Regions from separate parts of the Mus musculus genome. Here region 1 is linked to region 2. Evidence: chromatin loops called from intact Hi-C (ENCODE). Cell type or tissue: heart. All regions are shown on one strand.

Region 1 (2,500 bases), 180 kb before region 2:
AGAACTGGGAATCTCGTAGAAGGGCTCTCAGACTGTTCTGGAACATGCTGCCCCAGGCCAGACTTTCCTATTCCTTTCCTCAGTCCCTGGAGGGACCCAGATGTCTCTCCTTTGCATATACTCTCTGTACTGGATCCCAGAACCAAATCTGTGACTCGGATGGATTGAGACTCCAGGAGGGAAGCTTTGATGTTGGCAGTTCAAGGCCACTTTCCTGGCATAGCTCCACCTGACAACACTGTGAAGCTGGGTTGGGAAGCTGGGAGCACAGGGCAGAAAGGTTGCTCTCATCTGGAGTGAGTTGGTGTGACTGGGAGAGCTGGGGTGGATTTGTGATATTTGATACACAAAACCCAGACTTCAGTGACCCCTACTTCAAGAAAATGAACAGTGATGGATTTAGCTTGTATGTTTCTGTTTGTTTCCCCACGCAAACAGGTAAACTAGGAGCTGTTGGGCTGGGTTGTGGATGGACCTTTGCCTAGGATATAGGAGACATGGGCTTTCCTTCAGGGCTACATAACTACTAGCATAGAATATAATTAACTTGGGCAGTGGTTGTACTATTGAAGGATGAACATACCTCAAACCTTTACACACAAATGTCACAGAAGTCTCCTGGCAGGCACTCTTATGTCCAGAAGAGACAGAGTCGGCCATGATGAAGGACTTTGGGGCTAGGAGTTTGGCCTAGTCAGGAGCAGAAGGAGGATTTCCAGCCGCCCCCCCCCCCGCCCCGCCCCGCAGCGTCTCATATAGCCCAGGCTGGTCTAGAACTTGGTATGTAGCCTAACTTCTCATCCTCTTGCCTCCACCGTACTTGGCATTTCAACTCTCGATCCTGGTTAGTCCACCCAACTGGACGCTACCTGGGGGAGACCCAAGTTGCCATGGTCTAGGTTCAAGACGGCAAAGCTTGTCATTGTCTTGATGAAAGCGCCTCAGGTCCGTCGGTCAGCTAAACGCAAAGGACGCAGGGGACTAAGGCGACGTGTCTGCAGCTGACATTCTAACGGAAGCGGGGAGTCTTGCAGCCGTGAGCCCCCGCGGCCCGATGGGTCTCCCCGGTACCTGATGCTTTGAGGATATATGGAGGCTCCCAGAAAGCGCGGGCTCAGCACTGGGGCCGCCTGAGCTCTGGAACAGGCCCAAGGGTGTCGAGCAGGCTCCTGCCCTGGCGTGGACCCGCCTTCTCCCGGGTGAGACCCAATGGGGCGGCAGGTTCTGCAGCTCCGCCCCGGTTGGGTCCCAGCCACCAGGGCCAGCCTAGAGTCCCCACCGCACAGCCCGGTGCAGCGGCGTGCTCGGACCTCGCGTGCTCGGGATGGCCGGCTACCTGCGGGCTGTGAGCTCGCTCTGCAGAGCCTCGGGCTCAGCGCGGACCTGGGCACCGGCAGCACTGACTGTCCCCAGCTGGCCGGAGCAGCCGCGGCGCCACTGTGAGTGTCGCACCGGGGGGCGGGCTCGCGTGCAGCGCTGCGACGTGGCGACGTCCCGGGAGGGGGACCCTGGAGTGCCACTCGCGACACGCCGGCGGTCGGGGAACAGCGGCGTGCGGGTTACAAAGGGCCGGGAGGTGGCCTTACACCGAGCTCCCGCGCCCCGCGCGCCTGGGCCGCTGCAGGCGCAGGGGTGGGGACCCAGGGGATAGTGGCAGCTGGTGGCCTGGGGCGGGATTGCTGGGTCCTATCAGGGCTGGGGTTCTCCAGGTATTCCGGGGGAGCATTTCCAGAGGTACCTGGACCCAGGGTGGGGTATCATGACTGCCTTGGGCCTTTGGAGGGGACAAGCGACCAAGAGGGGCTGGAGCGGCCTGCTGCAGCCCTAGGCAGAGGAGGGTCACCTCGCGCTCCCGGCTCAGACAAAGGCGAGGAGGAGAGGCCTCCACTTCCCCTTCTCTCCAATCCCTGCGTACTCTGGTCCCTCCTCTCCAACAGGCCCACGTCAGCTATTTTTGGAACCTTTACTCGACAGCTGGAGGAATGTCCTTCCATTTTTCCCGCTTTTGTTTCTCTGCCACTCCCCCACCCTTCGCTGCGCAGGACGCTCAGTCTGGGCCCTCTCCTGGCCCCTTGCTGGGCCAACCACGAGCTGCTGCATGTGAGTGGGTCCTGCCTGGCATACAAGCTGTGGAGACCTGGCACTGCACGCATATTGTCATTTTTCTGCAGTCAGTCGTTCCCATGAGATCTCTGCGTTGCCTTCAGCTTACTTCTTAGACGTGAAGGCGCAACTCCGGACAAAATAATCAGGGTTTTAGAGTCTCCATTACTAACAGATTGCCCAACCTGGCATGTGGGCATCTTTCATACCCTTGCTACTCAGCGCCTTGCTACAAAAGGCACGGAACAATGTAGAGCACTTGGTGGCCTCTTTTGATGCCTGTTGCCACGGAAATTCTATCCTGACCTGGCTCAAAACCCCTTGGGGTTAGCCAGAGGAATGAGGAAGAGGGGGTGGGTTTGGCTATGGGGTTTGTTCTGGCTAGAGTGGTAATCGT
Region 2 (2,500 bases):
CAGAAGAGGAAGGAGGCAGAGGAGTCAGGTGCCTATGAGCCTAGGACTTGCCAGAGGACACAGAGGACAGTCCTCCCCAGAGGATTGTTGTCCTTCTTTCTGGGAATTACAGAGCTGCCTGACAGGTCCAACATAGGCTGGGGTTGACTAGTCACAGACATCCTGTCTAGGGTCTGTTACATTTTTAGGGATCCACAAAACTATATTTTTGGAGCTGAGGATGTGGCTTGAGAAGACTGTTTGCCTAACGTTCATAAAGTCCTGGATTGAACCCCCAGTACCAAATAATCCAGGTGCAGTGGGTGGCCCACACCTGTAATCCTGGTTCTTGGGGAAGTATTGTAAGGAGAAAGGGGTTTGAAGTTATCCTTGGCTACATAGCGAGTTCAAAGCCAGCCTGAGATACATAAAATAATGTCTTAAAAATATTTATATTTTGTTAAAAGAGGAAGGACCCTTAAAAATAAAGTGTCTGAGACCATTCTGTGGTGATACTATGTGGGAGAGAGAGCTCCTTCCAAAGCTAACAACTCACCCTGGACTCTCGGGTATCTTCATTGTGGCTGAGGCAGGGGCACACCTGGCACAACAGAATGTGGCCACCTGCGCCAGAATTTGGCACAAAGGAGCCAATAAAACAAGACGATTTCCCAATGATTTCCGGGTCGGAGGAGATTCCCGGGTGCAGGCTGAGAATAAAAGGCTTGCAGACACTCTGGAGCAAAGGGCACTGTGGGGCTAGAGAAGCGATCGATCCATCCGAATCCTTGAGAAGTGTGAGACAAAGTAATGAATGCTATGTCCACGAGACTAGGAGAGGGAGAGTTCTATCTTTACAAACCATTAGACACGTTTCTTTCTATTTTTGCTGAGCAAGAAGCGTAGGCTCATTAAAGGTTGAGGAACTTGCTGGGATTGCAGAGATTGAGGTTTCCCTTGCTGCAGATCTGACCTATCCCTACTCCGTCACACATTCTGGGAACTCCCCTAAGCCATTGCGGAACCACGGGGAGGTCCAAAAGGGCAGAGTCCATGGAGACCGCTCTGTGGTTCCTCGTTGCTGTCCCGTCTTCTCCCTTCCTGCTCCCTGAGAAAATGTCCTACCAGAACAGATCCCAAGAAAGATCTACTTTCCTAAGCTTCAAGGCCGCTTTTTTGTATATTGATGTGTTTTGAGACAGAATCTCTGTATAGTACAGATGGGGACCGAACTCTCGATCTTTCTGTCTTAGTCTATAAGGACATGAAGGACAGTGGTCATTCCAAAAGCCCCCTGTTACTGCACGAGGTCTGGCTGTCAGGAATGAGGCTCGGCCCCTTTAAGTCCCAACTGGGAACGCCTCGGACTAGCTTCCCGGATCTGTTAACCCGGGAAGCTGGTGCTGCAGCGACCTCCAAGCTCCTGTCCCCGAGGTGCCCCGCCCTACGCGCCGGTTGCTTCCTGGAGCCACAGGGCCTCGGCGTGGGGAAAATGAGCCGCATCTACCAGGATAGCGCCCTCCGCAACAAGGCCGTGCAGAGCGCGCGCCTGCCGGGAACCTGGGACCCTGCCACCCACCAAGGGTAGGATGTGCTCTGTCCATCCGGTTGCTGGCCAGAGATGGGTTGCACTTTCTTCCGCGGCTGACCAGGGGTGGGTTGTACTCTGTCCACCGGGCCAGGGACTCCGCTACTGGCCAGAGGTGGGCTGTGCTTCCCTCCCCTTCCCACATTGTTAGCCAGATGTGGACTGGGCAAGGGAACTGCCAGGATTGGCTGAGTCGGGGCCCTGGCCCCTACTATGGCCAGCCGTAGTGGCCTGGGAGCATCCCTGGGGCCTGGGCTCCCTGGAGCATCCCTGAGGCCTCTGTCGAACTCAAGATCTGAGTCCTGCTCAAAGATTGATGGGGGTTGGGGGTGTAGGGGACACTGGGGAGAGAAACTGGGGTTGCCAAAACCACCCCAGGCATCCAGCTGGCTCTTCCCAAGGTCCCTGGCCAACACACGCTGGGAAGACAGATAAACTTGAAATTCCCGCCTGCAAGAATATCCACTGGAGGGATGCCCAGACTCCCAAATGGAACTACAGAGGCGGTGCTGGGGTTCCCACTGACCTCCGTCTTTTCCCCACACCAGGGCTCTAAACTCTAGCCATCTGTCACACTGCATCACTGGTGACCAGTTTGTGGTGTGGCAGGAACAATAGAGGGAGGGTGGGAATATCCGGAGGGTAATAAGCAGGATGGACAATTTCATTTACAGTCAGAAACAACAAGAATTATTCTACATGAAAGAAGCCAGGCCCAGAAAACCAAAATATCGCGTCATCTAGGAAGTGGAATCTAAAGTCCAACTCATAAGGTCTCCAGTGGAGCAGGTTCAGTCAAAGGGGGAATAAGTTCTGAGGATATAATGTATACATAAATTTGGTGGTGTGAGTCATTATGCAATGTGTACATATCAAGTTTTCTTGATAAATGCCTTCGATATAACCTGTCTTTGTCAGTTAAATATTTTTGGA

The links. A loop is a pair of places that touch in the nucleus more often than their neighbours do. Peaks named below come from ENCODE experiments on the same cell type or tissue, not always from the same donor. Only the 100,000 strongest peaks of a DNase experiment are listed, where the experiment ranks them.
Region 1: a loop joins it to region 2, with 2.3 times the contacts of the local background. A loop is called at or near these places in 3 of 42 quality-filtered maps.

What each region holds. Positions count from the first base shown.
Region 1 is chr7:80,114,101-80,116,600 of GRCm38, reverse strand. Idh2 (isocitrate dehydrogenase 2 (NADP+), mitochondrial) reads left to right here and starts at 1,251. Exons shown (of 11, transcript NM_173011.2): 1 at 1,251-1,439. The coding sequence starts at 1,325. In heart, CTCF peaks have their summits at 1,165 and 1,364; DNase peaks (open chromatin) are centred at 1,210 and 1,850; H3K4me3 peaks cover 2,177 bases; H3K27ac peaks cover 2,500 bases.
Region 2 is chr7:79,934,216-79,936,715 of GRCm38, reverse strand. Arpin (actin-related protein 2/3 complex inhibitor) reads left to right here and starts at 1,452. Exons shown (of 6, transcript NM_027420.4): 1 at 1,452-1,563. The coding sequence starts at 1,472. Gm31966 (a long non-coding RNA gene) reads right to left here and starts at 1,277. Exons shown (of 3, transcript XR_391645.4): 1 at 536-1,277. In heart, a CTCF peak has its summit at 1,432; DNase peaks (open chromatin) are centred at 675, 995, 1,415 and 1,985; H3K4me3 peaks cover 1,901 bases; H3K27ac peaks cover 1,771 bases.